Regions from separate parts of the Homo sapiens genome. Here regions 1 and 3 are each linked to region 2. Evidence: read pairs that join two places in POLR2A ChIA-PET (ENCODE). Cell type or tissue: HepG2. All regions are shown on one strand. Each heading gives the region's core, and the rest is flanking DNA. Links, peaks and the distances in the headings are about the cores only. Region 1 overlaps SEPTIN9 (septin 9). Region 2 overlaps SEPTIN9 (septin 9). Region 3 overlaps SEPTIN9 (septin 9).

The links. ChIA-PET counts read pairs that join two places held together with the same protein. Peaks named below come from ENCODE experiments on the same cell type or tissue, not always from the same donor. Only the 100,000 strongest peaks of a DNase experiment are listed, where the experiment ranks them.
Region 1: POLR2A ChIA-PET joins it to region 2 with 21 read pairs; 13 of 35 experiments call an interaction of 5 or more read pairs at or near these places.
Region 3: POLR2A ChIA-PET joins it to region 2 with 129 read pairs; 12 of 35 experiments call an interaction of 5 or more read pairs at or near these places.

What each region holds. Positions count from the first base shown.
Region 1 is chr17:77,371,132-77,376,575 of GRCh38, forward strand. All of the region lies in intron 2 of SEPTIN9 (septin 9), which reads left to right. Among named protein-coding and RNA genes, the nearest start is that of MIR4316, 23 kb to the right of the region's middle. RefSeq lists a silencer at 1,818-2,317 and enhancers at 4,506-5,195, 5,298-5,357. In HepG2, for the core only: CTCF peaks have their summits at 2,006 and 3,440 (motif pointing left); DNase peaks (open chromatin) are centred at 1,445, 1,980 and 3,370; H3K4me3 peaks cover 3,838 bases.
Region 2 is chr17:77,450,270-77,456,347 of GRCh38, forward strand. All of the region lies in intron 3 of SEPTIN9 (septin 9), which reads left to right. Among named protein-coding and RNA genes, the nearest start is that of MIR4316, 56 kb to the left of the region's middle. RefSeq lists enhancers at 474-1,381, 1,461-1,760, 2,288-3,195, 3,430-3,769, 4,103-5,009 and 2 more. In HepG2, for the core only: no CTCF peak of the experiment used is centred there; DNase peaks (open chromatin) are centred at 1,172, 1,512, 1,872, 3,452 and 2 weaker places; H3K4me3 peaks cover 4,634 bases.
Region 3 is chr17:77,389,248-77,395,325 of GRCh38, forward strand. The region is part of intron 2 of SEPTIN9 (septin 9); the gene reads left to right. Among named protein-coding and RNA genes, the nearest start is that of MIR4316, 4.8 kb to the right of the region's middle. RefSeq lists enhancers at 168-898, 2,360-3,089, 3,090-3,820, 3,821-4,550. In HepG2, for the core only: no CTCF peak of the experiment used is centred there; DNase peaks (open chromatin) are centred at 681, 2,891, 3,464 and 5,454; H3K4me3 peaks cover 1,459 bases.

The DNA.
Region 1 (5,444 bases), core at 445-5,444, 79 kb before region 2:
CTCGGGGAACCTCCTTACCTGGAGGTTTCTAGGCCTGGTCATGTGGCTCTGAGTGATTACATTGAAGGGGCAGTGGCTGGGGCTGGAGCCGGTGGGCTCTGAGCACAGTCACGAAGGCATGCGCACTTTCTGGCTGCTCTCCTGCCATTGTCCCTTGGGTTCCCATTTTGGTGAGGCGTGCACCCTGGCGGCGCTCCCCAGGGAACTAAATATGTTTGCTGCACTGTGCGTGGAGATGGAGAATGTACAATTGGCTGACCCTGTGCTAATCTGGTGGAACTCCATGCCAGCCCTGGGAAAGAACAATTGCATGGGTGTGTCCACACTCACCAGGTGCTTTTTAGAAAAACACTCGAGAATAATGCTGTGGCTTAGGATGGCTGTTGTGCCGGACCCGGCATCTTCCCAGGGGGGCTGTGTTGTTGGGCTGAGTTTCTTAGGTACTGGACCCCCAAATCCCCAAATACGGCGTGGACAGGTGGCCCAGTAGGGGCTGGACTATCCGATAGGCCCAGGTGCTGGAGTTCAGACAAGACATACCCTGGCCTGGCGTGGAAGATACGGGGTGCTATTAATGGCAGCAATGGCTGCATTTCTGAAACCCGGGCTCCCAGGCCGACGAGGGTGTGCACGCATCTGAAATGTCTGTGGTTTTGCAGTTCCCATGTCCACAAACTCACTTGGTTGAAAATAGTTCAAAATATCCAAAGCATGAGGGAGGGAGTGCCTGCTTTTCTTAAAAAGGAAGGACTTGATTTCATCTACTTAAAAAGCCACCCAAACCTAGAACATTTTCCGCAAGAGACCCCCTGCCCCCCGCCTCTCCAGAATGGCTGGAGAGTCTCAGCACTCCTGCACATTTGGGATATTTCAGAGGGGGTGGGGAGGGGCAAGTGGGCAGCGAGCGACCTCAGACCCAGGATGAGCTGTCAGGCGCTCCCCGGCCACACATTCAAGGGACCGGAGTGCAGTTGTAGCGTTGCGGCCTGCTGCTTCGGGGGTGGGGGTGTTGTTCCATGCTGTGAATTCTCACATGGCCCCTGACTCTGGGCAGAGGCCGAGGGTCTAAGGGACGGGGTGACAGGGAGAGCATGCAGGAGTGGGTTTCTGGCTTTCCAGGGCGAGTGGAAGAAGCGCCTCTCTCTCTTGTAGGTGACAGACCTGGGGGGCCCTTCTTGAGGATGAGAGCCTGTTGCTTCTCAAGTTCTGTGTCTAACCCAGGTCCCCAGGTCTACCCCAGCCCCTCGGCCCTGCCTGCCTTGTGGATGATATAGTTTAAGGGTAGAGACCGCTGGCCTGGAGGGAAGGCTAGGCCTCAGGTTAGGGCCCAGAAGGGAGGGAGAAGCCCTTGGGGCAGCTCCCTTTCTGCTCACTCACTGCCTAGCTCCTTCCTTCACACCTTCCTTCGGAAACGTCTGCTCCTGACAAGGTCTACTTCCTGCTCTCAGGAGGCCCTTATTGTGGAGGAAGGGAGGCGTCGCCCGTCCCTGGCTTCTCTGACAGCCGTGTTCCATCCCCGCCCTGTGCCCCTTCTCCCGGACAGTGCCTTCTCCAGGGCTCACCCAGGAGGGTGCAGCGGTGGCCCCCGGGGCGGTGGTCGTGGTGGGGGTGTTAGCTGCAGGGGTGCCCTCGGTGGGTGGGAGTTGGTGGCCTCTCGCTGGTGCCATGGGACTCGCATGTTCGCCCTGCGCCCCTCGGCTCTTGAGCCCACAGGCCGGGATCCTGCCTGCCAGCCGCGTGCGCTGCCGTTTAACCCTTGCAGGCGCAGAGCGCGCGGCGGCGGTGACAGAGAACTTTGTTTGGCTGCCCAAATACAGCCTCCTGCAGAAGGACCCTGCGCCCGGGGAAGGGGAGGAATCTCTTCCCCTCTGGGCGCCCGCCCTCCTCGCCATGGCCCGGCCTCCACATCCGCCCACATCTGGCCGCAGCGGGGCGCCCGGGGGGAGGGGCTGAGGCCGCGTCTCTCGCCGTCCCCTGGGCGCGGGCCAGGCGGGGAGGAGGGGGGCGCTCCGGTCGTGTGCCCAGGACTGTCCCCCAGCGGCCACTCGGGCCCCAGCCCCCCAGGCCTGGCCTTGACAGGCGGGCGGAGCAGCCAGTGCGAGACAGGGAGGCCGGTGCGGGTGCGGGAACCTGATCCGCCCGGGAGGCGGGGGCGGGGCGGGGGCGCAGCGCGCGGGGAGGGGCCGGCGCCCGCCTTCCTCCCCCATTCATTCAGCTGAGCCAGGGGGCCTAGGGGCTCCTCCGGCGGCTAGCTCTGCACTGCAGGAGCGCGGGCGCGGCGCCCCAGCCAGCGCGCAGGGCCCGGGCCCCGCCGGGGGCGCTTCCTCGCCGCTGCCCTCCGCGCGACCCGCTGCCCACCAGCCATCATGTCGGACCCCGCGGTCAACGCGCAGCTGGATGGGATCATTTCGGACTTCGAAGGTGGGTGCTGGGCTGGCTGCTGCGGCCGCGGACGTGCTGGAGAGGACCCTGCGGGTGGGCCTGGCGCGGGACGGGGGTGCGCTGAGGGGAGACGGGAGTGCGCTGAGGGGAGACGGGACCCCTAATCCAGGCGCCCTCCCGCTGAGAGCGCCGCGCGCCCCCGGCCCCGTGCCCGCGCCGCCTACGTGGGGGACCCTGTTAGGGGCACCCGCGTAGACCCTGCGCGCCCTCACAGGACCCTGTGCTCGTTCTGCGCACTGCCGCCTGGGTTTCCTTCCTTTTATTGTTGTTTGTGTTTGCCAAGCGACAGCGACCTCCTCGAGGGCTCGCGAGGCTGCCTCGGAACTCTCCAGGACGCACAGTTTCACTCTGGGAAATCCATCGGTCCCCTCCCTTTGGCTCTCCCCGGCGGCTCTCGGGCCCCGCTTGGACCCGGCAACGGGATAGGGAGGTCGTTCCTCACCTCCGACTGAGTGGACAGCCGCGTCCTGCTCGGGTGGACAGCCCTCCCCTCCCCCACGCCAGTTTCGGGGCCGCCAAGTTGTGCAGCCCGTGGGCCGGGAGCACCGAACGGACACAGCCCAGGTCGTGGCAGGGTCTAGAGTGGGATGTCCCATGGCCCCCATCCAGGCCTGGGGATATCCTCATCCGCCTCCCAGAATCGGGCCGTGGGGGACAGAAGGGGCCTGCGTGCGGGCAGGGAGAGTATTTTGGCTCTCTCCTGTCTTCGGGGTTTACAAAGTGTGTTGGGACTTGCGGGGCTGCTCTGTCCAAGCCTGGGTCTGGCGTCCGCGTCTCTGAGCCTGTGAGTGCGTGCGCTTTCCTGCGTCCTCTTGACTGCCGGTGCTGGGGCTCTGCGTCCTGCGTCCGCGGGAGTAAATACAGCAGGCGAAGGGGAAGCTCACACAATGGTCTCCAGCGCTCTGGGGCAGGGCTTCTGAGGGGCGGGCCTGCCTCTGCCGGGACCTGGAGCCCCCGCCCCTCGGAGAGGCTCCTAGGCTGACTTGGGCAGAGCCCTCTGGTGGGCCGGGAGGGGGAAAGGCTGTGTTGAAATGAGCAAACTGTCCAGGTGTCAGGCCAAGCTGGGAGGTGACCAGCCTGAGGTCCTCCCCGCTCCATGGCCAGAACCAGGGCTGACATCTGGGTGTCCTGAGCCCAGCTGCCCACACGGCCCACCTGGGGTCAGCCCTATCTGAGTGGGGGAGGCGGGGCCTCCTGGGGGACCAGAACTTTGGCTGGACGCCAAGCAGAGTGCCAGTGGCTGTTCTTCAGGGCTGGGCCTGAGGAGGGTGTGGGGCGGCGAAGGGACGGGAGGGGGTTGTGATCCAGTGGCCACTGGCGCTGTGCAGAGTGTGAGCTGGAAACATCGTAGTTACTTTGTCAGCTTAGTGGTGAAAGCCCTTTTTCAGGCTCTATCCCTTTGCATCCCTGCTTCCCAGAGGGAGGGGAGGTCTGGGTCTGCAGAGCTGGGAGGGCTTGCTGTTCCCGCCCCCCTCCCCCACAACACCTCCTCATCTGGACATCTTTGGGCACATGCTCATACTGGGGTCTCCCTAGGTCCACTGTGTTCCGTTGAGCCTCCTGCAGTCCCCGAGTGAATGTGACCTCCCTGCCCCTGCCTCTTTGCAACTCCTCCCTGCGACCGCTCCTCCAGGGGCCTTCCTTGTCCCAAATGTCCAAGTGGCACGACTTAGCCGGTCTGACCACTTTCCAGTAAGCCCTTATGGAGAGAGGCCCTGTGTTGTGCAGAGCTCTCCTCCTGCCTGCGGGATCGAGGTCTCTGCTCTCAGTTCCTAACAGAAAGTGTCGGGCCCCCAGTGGGATTTCTGGGGAAGAACTCTCGTGTCTCAACGGGAGCCCTGTGGCGGGAGGGGAGGCCAGGGTTTGGGGTTGTGTTCGTTGTACAGCTGTCACCATTTGCACTATGAAAGTTGTTAGTGCCCCTTCCTTGGGTCTCTGGGTGTAACTCCACCCTTGCCCCCATGTGCCTCCATCTGGAGCTGCTTCTGCGGCTGTCTCCCAAGCCAGTTTTGTGACCCTGTAATTTAGTCCAAGACAATGGGCTCATTGAGACCATCCTGGTGCAGCAGTTGGCAATCCTTTGGCTCTGGGGGAAGGTTTCTCAGTCTCGGGGAGTGGGGCCTCAATCTGCTGGTTCCCTGTGTTTATCAGTCTCCCCCTTGTGTGTCCTGAATGGTTTTGCTGGGAATTCTGGTCTTAGAGCCATCAGGTGGCCCGAGTCGATAGGCGTGAGAGAGTGTGTGTGTGCATGAGTGCGCATGTGCATGGGGGCTGACCTGGGGTATGGAAAGGTGGCCCTCCCTGGTGCCCAAGGAGCCTGGAGTATAGTTGGAGGGTGTGGGGGTGTGTATATGGGAGTTGGACAACCTTGGGTGGACAGACAGACGTGGGGAAGGGATGATTGAAGGAGGTGGAGGAGAGAGTGTGATTCAGCCCAGCCAGGGGTGATGTGGACAGGCAGCTTCCGAATCAGGGTAGAGAAAAGTCACCACTAGCTAGCAGGGGAGAAGTCAGTATGGAGGAGGCGGACCTTGAGGGAGAGTAGGAATTGGATTGCAAGAGGAAGGAGAGCCTTCTGGCCAGCAGCAGCCAGCAGCAGTGGGGGAGGCTGGAATGAGCTGGCTGGAGAGGGGGCTGGGGCATAAGGAGGGGCCTGCCTGTGAAGATCATATGGGCCAGGCTGCGGAGGGCCAGGCATGCCCGCCGGGAGTGCAGCTGGTCCACGGGAAGCATCTGGAGTGGCTGGGAATGGGCGCAGGAGCAGCGCCGTGGGAGCACAGGTCTCTTTCCCGGGGCGGCTCACCTGGTGTCTTGGTTCCTGCAAGGTAGGCCGAAAGGGTGGGGAGGAAACTGCCAGCTCCTTACAGCGCTGGGATGGTGGCCCCAGGGTTCCTGAGGCCAGCGGATGTGGGTGCCTGTCACCATGTGGGTTGCTGAGGGGCGGAGACTCCAGGGGCCACCCCAAAGCAGGACGAGCTCTGAGCCACGGCATCTCTGGGGGC
Region 2 (6,078 bases), core at 552-5,551:
CACCCCCAGCCACGTGTGGGGGTGCGGGATGGGAAAGGTAAGAGTGTGTGGAGCCCAGTCAGCACTCAACATGAGGTCCCGTGGGGGCTGCCTGAGGGCGTAGCTTCCAGAATTCAGCCCCTGGCCCTCAGAAGGTGTCACCAAAGGCTTCTTTCCATTTGAGTGAATCCCTCCCAGCCCCCAGCAAGCCCTCGGAACGAGCCCACTCCCAGGCGCTCTCTCCTAGTGTGGGAGTGGCCACGCCCCTGCTGGGAGTGACTCACTTGGGTTCAGAGGTCGTGGCACTGAGATGGGTCTGGCAGATCCCAGCGTCCAGGCCCAGCCCCTATAGTGTCAGCTCCCTCCTCTGGGGACCCCCTTGCTTGTGCCCCTCTGGGTCCCAGCACATCCCAGGCCTGCAGGGAGGGGGAGAGGAAGAGACTGACTCACTGGCCAGGTCCCCCAGGGGCTGGAGAGGCTGGAGAGGCAGGAGCTGGATCAGATCTGAATCCAGAGGCTCTCGGAGGAAGAGCTCAGGGTGAGCTGCGCCCCCATCCCCTGCCCCTCCTCTCCTGCTCCTTCTCCCTTCCATGGTCCCAGCCAGCAAGCACCTGGGGTAGAGGGGACAAACCCAGGTGGCTGTGTTCCAGCCCTGGCTGCAGGTCTGAATGGCTTTCTGGGGTGGCTGGCCATGCTCCCTGAGAGCCCAGCTGTGGCGATGTCTGAGCAGGTAGGTGGGGGAGCACCTAGGAAGCAGGGGTGTCAGGCAGAGCACAAGGAGAGAGGGTGTCCAGGTCAGTTTCAGGACCTGGCTGAGAGGAGGGGGCTCCTCACGGGCACCGCCTCTGGCAAGCACAGGGACAAGGGCAAGGACGGCATGGCCAGAGGTCCCTGGGAGCCTCTTCCCCTCTCTTCTTCCTAGCAGCTCCCCCTCACTCTTCCCAGGGACCCTGTCACTTTCCTTTAGCGTGTGGCAGCTCCTTGGCGTCCCTCCCGTGCCTTCAGGTTGCTTCTGCGCCGGGCCTGCCGCTGGGCGCCCCTATCTCTGCCTGCCCCCTCCTCCTGCTCCCCTCGCCCTGCCCCCTTGGAGCAATTCCCCACCGAGCCTCCCTTCCCAGGCAGTCGAGGTCCCTCCCTACCTCTGCCCCGCGCTCTGGGAGGCTCCTTGTTCCGCGACCACAAAGCCCCTTTGATCCTCTGCTCGGCTCTGAGCCATGTGACCCGGTGGGCGGGCCGCGGCTCTCGGCGCGTCCAGCGCAGCCCGACGTTCCGCTGCTGGGGTGAGTCCTGCTCCTTTGTTCTTCCCAGCCTTGCACCACTGGCTCGGGGGCTCTCAGGTGGCGCGGCCGCGAGGCGGACCCTGATGGCCATGGTGGCGGTGCCGGGAGCCACGCTGTCCCTGGGCCCCGGCCCGAGGCCGGCAGGACCGAGCGGGGTCCCCAGGAGAGGGGTGGCGGGGAGCTCGATCTCCACGCGGGGACCAGATTTTCGGCCTCAAAATAGAAGAATAGGGCTTTGTGTGGTCACAGCTATCTCTTTGTAAATATTTGGCCAACTAAGCTGAGTGGCTAAGTTCTCCTGCTGCCCGGAGCTTCTTGGAACATGTTTCCTTTTCGCAAGGGGTTTCCCTGGCTTCCAGGAGGGCCAGGAAGAAATTCGAATTGGCCACCGCTTTCTCTAAAATCACTCCGCTCAAGTTATCACCCCTCTGGGCTCCCGAAGACCGGCTGGCTGGAGGCTGGAGATAGTCTCAATGCTCGAAATGCCGTAACCGAAGCTCCCCGCGGCGCCGGCACTGGGATCCAGGGAGCTGCTGCTACAGCGCAGCTCTGGATTCCTGGATGTGTTGGATATGTGCAGGGCGTTCCTGGGAGGAGCGGGGAGGGAGGGTGCTGCTGGCGGGGCTGGTCTGCGTGTGCTTTGCTTCTCTACAATGGCATGCTGCGTGTCGGCCATGCAGAGGCATGTCAGTGAGCAGGGGCTGAGGGATCTCCCTAACGGACCTGCTTTCAGAGGGTCTTTTCATGCTGGGAGAACCCCAGAGACTAAATCATGCAGCCAACGGGGTGGTCCCCGGCCTCAAAGCAGGGAGGGGCGAGGAGCTTTGTAGGCAATGCCATCTGCTCCTGAAACGCCGTCCCAGTGACTCTGGGGACTGACTCAGCCTCCAGCCTGCTGCACTTCATCCCTGGCCCCTCTCTCTTTGCTTTTTCATGTGAAATCTGCTGTGTTTTGGTCAGAGGTTTGGGGAACAGCTCTCTGCTCATCTAAGATAAGTTTGTAATTCCTTTCCTGGAGAAAAATATGCCACCCGGAAGCAGGTTGAGCAGTGGTTTTCTGGCAGGTCTGTTCGGGGCTGTGGAGACAGCACCTGCTGGATCAGGATGGAGTTGGAATTTGGTTTGGATCCCACATGAGAAAACCCGTTGGAAGAGGAGGAAGCAGAAAAAGGCCCCATTCCCTAATAATGCTGTGGGTTTTCCTCCTCCATTCATTGCCACCTTGCCTTGAAACTTAATGGGGCCACGTGTGTTTCCATGAATGTCATTCTCTTTGGCCAACTCCCCCGGCAGCCCCAGGAGCTCCTTTTCAGGAAAAGGAAGAAGGTGTTTGCTTAGCATCTAGTATACGAGTCCTTGTTGGAAAGGTGGGATTCTTGTTTCTCCTTGGGTCTCTTTTAGGCTGAGATGTGGTCAAGGAAGGCCTGTGGTGTGGCTCGCCTTTTTTAATGCTCGTCTCTGGAGACCTGAGTTGCTGCTGACTCCCAGCTTGCCCCTTCTGTCCCCTGGCCATTTCTGTGTCGGGGTGGCTGAGACACTATTGCATTGGCCACTTTGTGTTCCCACTAGCCCCCGCCCCTGTAGGCTGTCATTGTGATGGTGATGGGGCCAATTCAGCTGCGGTGGGGAGGACCCACTGTGTGCGCCTGGGGGGTGGCGTGGGGCACTCTGGGATGAGAAGATGCGACTTCTGCCCTGAGAGCCCTGCTTTAATGGAAGGCGGGGGCATAGTTGCAGGCAGAAGCCATCAAGCACTGTGGTCAGACCAGCATTCCATGTCAAAAATGGCCTTGTTGGCCGGGCGCAGTGGCTCATGCCTGTAATCCCAACACTTCAGGAGGCCAAGGCAGGCAGATCACCTGAGGTCAAGAGTTCGAGACCAGCCTGGCCAACATGGTGAAACCCTGTCTCTACTAAAAATACTGGCTAATCCGGGCATGGTGGCGCGTGCCTGTAATGGCAGCTACTCGGGAGGCTGAGACAGGAGAATCACTTGAACCTGGGAGGTGGAGGTTGCAGTGAGCTGAGATTGTGCTACTGCACTCCAGTCTGGGCAACAAGAGTGAAACTCTGTCTCAAAAAAAAAAAAAAAAAGCCTTATCTGGGCCTGGGATCTGTCCTCCGAACACTGGGTCCACTGTGCTCCACAAGGACTTTCACCCCGGAAGCCCTAGACCCACTTGGGCAACCAGAGTCTCTGGGTTGACCACTCCCCAGCCCTGGCCAGCCTCCTGGGCCACCGTATTCTCCCAACTTCCTGTTGTGCCACGGCTGGTCCAAGCTGCTCTTATCAGACAATGCGAGGCACTTCCACAGGAGGGGACAACCCCGTCCTTAGGAGCCCCTTCTCCCTGCCCCCAGGCCTGGTGCAGTGTGTGGCTTCCCTGCCGGTGTCAAAGGTCTCAAGGCCCCTTTAAGAAGCCTGTCACCACCACCAGCAGCTTCCGTTATCTGGTTCTTCTGTACATGTAAGCCTTTCCCATACACCCCGGATGTTTAGGGCTTCCGCCCTCTCTCCCTGGCCGGGAGTGTGGGAAGAGGGCTTTATTTCAATGCTTGAGAGTAGGGTCAATGGCCAGGGTAAGCTGTGGGGGCTCCTCCCCGCCGGCCCCTCTCTGCAGCCCTCACCTTAACACAGAGCATCGATACCACCTGGGCTTTGGGAAGACCTGGAGGCTGACCACCCTGGAGGCTCCCAGCGTCCCACAGCCACTCTTTGGGGAAGAGGCTTCCTGAGGGACTTGTGGCCCTTGGCTGGGACTCTAGTCCCAGAGTTCTGCCTTCCGGCGCCGAGCTTTGATTTGTTTATTGAGTGCCAGCCCGGTTCCCGGACAGGTAGGGACCTGTTCCCGGAGCTCAGCAGAGCCTTGGGAAGCTTTCCCAGGAGGGCTCCCGAGGGTGGCGGCCATGCCCAGTCCGCTGTACGTGTGAGTTTGTTTGATGAGGAATTGGCTGGGAAGGCGCGGGTCTAATTACAGGCCCATGAGGGTCCCTCTCGCCCCCACCCAGGAAGCAGCGGAGATCCTGGCACACTCAGCACCTGGGCCTGTGCCTGCCCAGCTGCTGGTGGAATCATGGGAGCCTTGCTCCGGGGCCTGTAGAGCAGCAGTGGGAACCTTCCCCACCTCAGCCCCTCCCAGAGTTGGCTGTTCAAACTCGCCGCCGCTCAGCCTCTTCCTCCTCTCTTTCATCAACCCTGGGAATCGCACACTGCCCACCCCACCGGGCCCCGGAGCGGGTGCAGGAAGAGAGAGCTTAACACCCAGAGGTCTGGGCCTTCTGCAGGCGCCTGAGCTGCTGTGGCCTGAGCTGGGTTCCCTGCTGGAACCATCACAGTAGACCTAATGATCTGCCTGCAGGAGTTGCTTCATCCCAGCCGACTCCGGGGCTGCGGGAAGGGGCTGGGCCTTGGTTTTGCTGGGGGTGGGGGGTCAGTGCAAAGGGCCTGAAAAGTGGCAGAGGTGATGGCCCATCTGTCCTCCCCCTGGCCGGCCGGCCTAAACGCGATTGGCTCTCTTTCTTTTTTTTTTTTCCCTCCCTTTTCCCTATAAATAACACTAAATGCGATTTGTCAATGCATTCATTTGGGTTCAGTAGTTGGACCATGGGCAGAAGCACTCCAGATTTGTCACTTTCCCTAAGCTAAGGGTGGGGAACACCCTCTGTGAGATCTTGGCTCCTGAGCGCCCAAGACTGCTCTTGGAACCCCAACTCTGGGTCGGTCTCAGGGGACTGACGTTGATGGAGTTGCTGACATTGACCTCCGGCCTCTGCATGGCCTTCAGGAAGGGGGCCCTTCGCTCTCTGTCCCGTCGAGCCTGGCTGGCAGCACTCCCTTCTCAGGCCTGTGCCCCCGGCAGGGCCTGCTGCCCCCGCCCTGCTCTGTGGGTGCCAGGCTCCAAGCACCAGGTGACTCGGTCACTGAATGGTCACTGAACAGTCATCCTTGCTGGTGTCCCCAGTGGAATGTGCATGGACGTCCTCCCTCCCCCAGATCCTTGTCTTTTATCTCTCAGCCTTTGTTCCAGGGGCCACCACAGGACCAGGAGGTACGCAGACGTGGGTGGCACATCCACTGGGCAGATTCAGCCCTGAACCTGCACGCCCCCTCCAAGGGGGCCCCCAGCGGGCGGGGTTGATGGTGCCGTCTCTCTCTCTGTCACTAGAACGGACATGAGGATTGTGTCTTGTCGATCCACGTCCTGAGTTCCCAGACGTCATAGGTGCTTGCTCAACGAGTGTTTGAATGAATGGTCAGCATTGTGTGACCGCAGATTTTCAACTTTTATCCAAATAGTTTGTGGTTTCTGTGAGGCTATCCCGAGACAGTCTCACAAGAATCTCCATTCTCCCTGCACGCTCCGCACAAGGTCTCCTTGGGGGGTTTTTCAGAAAAAGGGCCAAAGAGCAGCATTTCCTCGGGGATTTGAACACGATCTCCCCCGGGGCAGGGGACTGCCCTGGAAGATTCCCGGCACCGCTTCCCATGCGCCACGTGACTAGGAGGGTCTTGGGGCAGGATGGTGTCTTTTGTGCCTTGTGTGCTGGGGCCGGAGGAAACACTGCCCGTGGCCGGTGTCATCTGCCAGCCCTGAAGACTAATGATGGGCTGGACAGTGGCCCCATTGAGTGGGAGGGAGAATCGCTGCTGTCTGTAGCTGGGGGGCCGGGTGGGTGGGAGCCGAGGCCAGGGAGAACAGCGCAGACCTGGCACGGAGAGGCCTGGAGGAGGAGCAGGGGGTCTCAGCCACCCAGGGTGCAGGGACGCCACACGAGGAGCAGGTGTGGTGTGCGTCCTCCTGCGGGTTCTCCACCTCTT
Region 3 (6,078 bases), core at 547-5,546, 61 kb before region 2:
CGGAAGTAGAGGGGAAGGAGGGGCACGCGGTAGGCTGAGGAGGTGGCTGGCGACCCTGTGGTGGGGACGAGGGGGCTATGAGCAGACCAGGAGCCAGCATCACGTTTCTCTGTCTCCAGAATCGAGGACGGAGAGCTGCCAGAGAGGCCCTGGCGGGGTGTCTGGGGCCACCTAAAGGGCGTGGGTGGATTAAAGCTGAGGAAAGCCTCATTTTGGGGGACTCCGTACTTAACCTTTGAGGCCCTCAGAGCTGCAGCCTGTGGTTTTTCGAAGTCAATCACCTCCCAGGGCCTCGCTCCTGCCTTCAGCGACAGCCATTTATCAGGGAGTCTTTGACCCAAGGAGACCTGAAAGGTCATCTGGTCCCTCTCCTACCCCCAGGCAGGCCACACCTAGACCCTCCCACACAGATCCGTCCCACCCTTCTGCTGCCTTCCACCAGGGACGGAGGGTGGGCGGCCCTCCCACCCAGGCCCTGGCGGCCCCACCCCAGCCAGGAAATTCTTCCTCTTTATCTGCCTCACATCTCTTCCCCTGCGGCTTCCGCCCATTTCCCCTCAATCTGCTCCTAGTGGAGCAGCCAGCAGCTGGTTTAGAACCCGGGGGTGGGGGGAGCGCTAGACCAGTGCAGCACATCTGAGAGTGTGCCAGAGGTGCTCCCATTCCCATAGCTGATTTAGTAAAGAAAAGAGGAAGTCCAGCAACTTAGCGCCACTTTAAAGTCCGCCTGGAATGACCCTGTGGCTGCCGGAACCAGGGGCACGCGGTAGATGACGGGAGCAGGCACAGAGAGGCCTTCGTCCCGGATCAGTCGCTGTTGCCCTCTTGGAGGCTGGGCTGCCTTTCAAGAAGAGGACCCAAGGCCCTGTGAGCGGTGGCCTCCTCTGGAGCCTTTACTGTGGTCCTGGTTCTGCTCTGCGTAAAGAGAGATGGCTTGAAGCAGAAGCTGCTACGTGGCTGTCCCAGGCAGGCGCCCGTAGTCCCAGCTACTCGGGAGGCGGAGGCAGGAGAATGGCATGAACCCGGGAGGCGGAGCTTGCAGTGAGCAGAGATGGCACCACTGCACCGCAGCCTGGGCGACAGAGCAAGACTCCGTCTTAAAAAAAAAAAAAAAAAAAAGGAGTAGAGAAATCTTTCCCAGAAGGCCTGCAGTCACCTCCCCTTCATGTTTCAGAGGTAAAAAAAAAAAAAACTGCACATTTCGCTTTTTTTTTTTTTTTTTGAGACGGAGTCTCGCTCTGTCGCCCAGGCTGGAGTGCAGTGGCGCGATCTCGGCTCGCTGCAAGCTCCGCCTCCCGGGTTCACGCCATTCTCCTGCCTCAGCCTCCCGAGTAGCTGGGACTACAGGCGCCCGCCACCACGCCCGGCTAATTTTTTGTGTTTTTAGTAGAGACGGGGTTTCACTGTGTTAGCCAGGATGGTCTCGATCTCCTGACCTCGTGATCTGCCCGCCTCTGCCTCCCAAAGTGCTGGGATTACAGGCGTGAGCCGCCGCGCCCGGCCACACGTTTCTGTTCTTGAACAGGTGGCTCCCTGACCCTGGGTGTGGTTACTCCAAGACCTTGCTCTGGTGGGGCACAATTCTGGCCCCAGGTAGGGCGACCGTATAACTTACTGTCCCTTGGGGGACACGTTAGTGAAAGGGACCCTTGAATGACTACGGTGGGACAACAGATGTGAGCTGGGTTTGTCCCAGGAAGGCTGGATGTATGGGCCTCTTGAGCCAGAGGAGACAACAGCAGAAAGCTCTGCGGCTGATGGGACCGAGCAGGAGAAGGGCCGGCGGAGGCTGGGGCAACAACGCACTTGCCCACTGTGAAGGGCCTGTGTGAGCTGATGGCTGATGAGAGGGCAGTGGGGCGAGGCTGCCTCCTGCCAGGCTAGACCAGCTCCAGGACACCCATATCTCCTTTTCAGAACCGGTGACTCAGTGGCTAGAAGGGGCTTCAGAATTGACGGGACACTGAGGGAGTCGAATGGAATGGCTGGAGTGGCCACAGCAGGCTCTAGGCCTCCTCCCGTTTCTTTTCTGTGTTCTGTTCCTGGGGTCTATATCCTGGGGTTGCTGTAACAGAGTGCCACAACCTGGGGGCTTACAAACATAGCTTCCGGCGGCTCCTGGAGATTCCTGGCGTTCCTTGGCCTGCAGACGCATCACCATCATCTCTGATCTCTGGCCCCTGTCTCCACGTGGCTTTCTCCCCCTGTCTGTGTGTCTTTCTCCTTTTCTGTCTTTTATAAAGATGCTCACCATTGGATTTAGGGCCCACTAAATTCAGAATGATCTCACCTTGAGACCCTTACCTTAATTACATCTGCAAAGATCCGTTTTCCAAATGTGATCATGTTCGCAGGTTCCAGGAGTTAGGACTTAAGACATATCGTTTTGGGGGACACTGTTGAACCCACTACATTTAATAAACCCAGAGTTGGTGCCAATGTCCCCTGCGGACACCATAGCAGATTCTGGAGGTTCCTTGTAAAGGAATCCGTAGGACTTCTTTTCCCTTCTGGAGGGATGAGACTGTAGCTGGGCTGGGGAAAGCTGCTGGTTCAAGCTGGGGCTGGTTCAGCTGGTGCTGGCTTGCCAGGTTGTTAGAGAGCTTTATCCAGGGAGAAATTAACATCACAAAGTTGGGGGATAAGAGAAGGTTTGGAATCCCAAGGGCTGGCTGTTGAGGTCAGCTGCCCACCCCTTTGTGTTCCATCTTACAGGGACCCAGGCCTGCCAGTGCTCCGTTTCTGGAAGGAATGCTGTGGGCTGCTGTGCCCCATAGGCAGGGTGGAGGGTCCCCTTGCAGCCAGCGAGCTGCTCTTCCTGTAGCGTGCAGAGGGAAGGAGGAGGCTTGTTTATTTCTCTTGGCCTCAGCCGAAAATCCAACCACAGGCTCTGGCACTAGGCAGACCTGCTCATTCTCACATCATCATTGCAGAGTGAGCCAGGCCTCTTGGGTGGGGCTGTGATGAGCAGGAAGGACCTCCGGAGTGCCTGGGACTTCTTGGGCCCAGGGTTGCCAGAGGCAGAGAGAAAGAAGCCTCCTCCTAACACTTGAGCAAAGATAGTCATCAGAATCCATCAGAGTGGCCTCCTGTGGCTCTTCCCTGGGTGCTGACCCCCCTGGTGCATTTGAAGTTTTCAGGGATACTATTGACGCTCCCTGCACCTCCATCCAGGGGTTAGTGGAAATGGTTCTTTTCCTCCTTGTCCAGAGGTACTGTGGATGATGACCCCAGGTCCCAGACCTCAGTCATTGGGCCACGTGTGCAGATAAGCCTGGGCAGTCAGTAACCTTTGGCCACCAAGCTGGCCTCCTGCGGACTGGGCCGGCACTGGAGGCGGGTCTTAGCTGCTAGCACTGTGGCCCAGCCAGGCCTGGCCTTGGGAAGGCAGAGGGGGAGGGGACTGGGAAAGGGATTGAGCTGGGGGTGGGGTGGTACCCTGGTTCTTCCCTCCCAGACCTTTGGCAGGTTTGAACTATCTGGCTGCGGCTCTCTAAGGAGGGAGCGCCTCCTCCGCCTTGATGTGGACTTTGCCTTCTGTTCACGTTGTCCCTGTCCCTAAACAAATGTGGCTCTCTGTGGGGAGCCTGGGGGCCGCCCTCCACTGACACTGCTGTTTCCTGGCTTCCCTTTGCAGGCTCCGCTCAGCTTCACTGCGCCTATTTTTAAGCCTTTCCTTTTGGACGGTTTTGCTTCCTGAGAACACACCCCTCCCCATCACCCCAACTGTGTCCTCCTCCCTATCCGGAGCCTGCTCCACCTGCCCCAGGAGCCACCTCCCTCCTCCACCAAGCAGCCCAGGCCAATTCTGGAGGGCTAATTTGTGTCCCTCCAGAAGCAGGTCCTGAGACAGGGATTTCAGTGGGAGGGGACACCAGGGGATGCCTGAGTGTGGGAATGGGCCAGGCAGGGAATCCAGCCAATAAAGGGTGCCTCACCAGCTCATTGTGACCACAGGTGGCTGCCCAGCCCCCATACCGGGCAGCATGGGGAGACTGCAGACCGTGCCCCCAGCCTTGTCCCACCTGGGGTTGGGTAAGGGAGCTGGGGTTTTTATACTTCAGTTCTTGGCCAAGGACTGCACTGCTCACTCCTTCCAGCCTTCCGAGGGCTTGGGCACTAGGAAAGGCTCTGGGTGGAGACACGGAAATAGGCCATGTGAAGTCAGTGGGCGTGATTGGTAGCAGTAAGGCCAGGACAGCCTTGGTCACCAGCAAGGTGACCACACATTTCAGCATGCACAGCCCCCACAGACACACACCCAGGAGATGGTAATTACACCAGCAACAGTCACCCCTGCCGCGTGCCATGCCTGCACCCAGGGAATCTTATTTTTTATTTATTTATTTATTTTTATTTGAGATGGAGTTGCGCTCTTGTTGCCCAGGATAGAGTGCAATGGCACAATCTCGGCTCACCACAACCTCCGCCTCCTGGGTTCAAGCTATTCTGCCTCAGCCTCCCGAGTAGCTGGGATTACAGGCATGCACCACCACGCCTGACTATTTTTGTATTTTTAGTAGAGATGGGGTTTCTCCATTTTGGTCAGGCTGGTCTCGAACTCCTGACCTCAGGTGATCCACCCACCTCAGCCTCCCAAAGTGTTAGGATTACAGGCATGAGCCACCGCGCCTGGCCTCAGGGGCACCTTATTACCCCATCACCTCCTACAGCAGGTGACACTGAGGACACTGAGGCTCAGAGTAGACTGTGGTTATGTCACTCTCCTGTTTGGTTCTCCTGCTCTCAGCCCTGAAATAAAGAGCACGGTCCCTGTGCAGGCCCATACGTCCTGTCTCCAGCCCTGGAGCAGTCCTTAAGCTCCTTGAAGGCACACCAGGCCTTTGGGCCTCGTCCCCCAAGTCCTGGATAAATAGGAGGTGAAGGAGCCTTTGCAACTGGACCCCACTCTGCCAGCGCCAAGGCCCTGCCTGACTACCCACCCCACCCTACACAGATCAGGGACCTGTGCCAAGGTCCAGTGTCACAGGAGAGTGAAGACAAGGAGGTGCCCATGGCGTACATGCTGCTGGACTCACTCTGTAGATCCTAAGGGTTATGGGGAGTTATCTGCCAGGTGAGGTTTTCCCGTGGCTTTTTCCTGCAGGCTCAGGGTAGCATACAGGGAGGTGCTTCCCTACTCCTTGGCACCATCTGTCCGGCTTCCCTGAGCCCTGACCCTGGCTCCTAGATAGCCAGTGTTTCTTCAGGGACAGAACCTGCTTTGCTGCTGCTCAGAGGAGACCCAGTTTGACCAGGGCTAGCGTTCCTGGAACCTGAGCCTGGAATTCCACCCTGCCCTGGGCAGAGGCCACGTTGCTCCCTCCTACGAGAGCTGAGCTGCGCATGAGATTATTCTGACCTTGGGCTCTACCATTTCTTTGCATGACATTTGTCCCAGGCTGGAGCAGGGCTCTGTGGCTCGCTTGGTGTTCCCTCCCCAGACTGAGGCCTGATATGTACACCAGGAAGTGCTTGATCTGGTTTCAGGAGCTGGGAGCGGTTTGCCAGGCAGCCTGTGGTCAGAGCAGGGGCCTTAACAATGGTCCCTTGTGCGGCACATTCCTCTCTAAATAGGCCCAGGTCCAGGCTGCTCCTGTTTCGACCCCGCCATGGGCCTGGAGGGGAAAGTTTGCATCTGGAGGGTGGCCCACTGTGGCCTCTTTTTGTGTAGCAGCTGAGACCGTAGGTGCTTGAGAATAGGAGAAGCCCTGTGCCCATCCTGGGCTGTGAGATGTTTTTCCAGAGGTGGGGATGGGGATGGGCCAGCATGCAGTTACCCACACCCTCCAGCTTGTTGGCATCAAGGTCTGTGTATGTGTGTGTTTTTTTTTTTTTAATTTTGTTTTTCCAACATGGAGTCTTGCCATTTGCCCAGGCTGGTCTCGGACTCCTGGCTCAAGCGATCCTCTAGCCTCAGGTTCCCAAAGTGCTGGGATTATAGGTGTGAGCCACCATGCCCAGCCAGTACCAAGGTGTGTTTTTTAAGAGCAATATTGGCCGGGTGCAGTGGCTCACGCCTGTAATCGCAGCACTTTGGGAGGCCGAGGCAGGCGGATCATGAGGTCAGCAGATTGA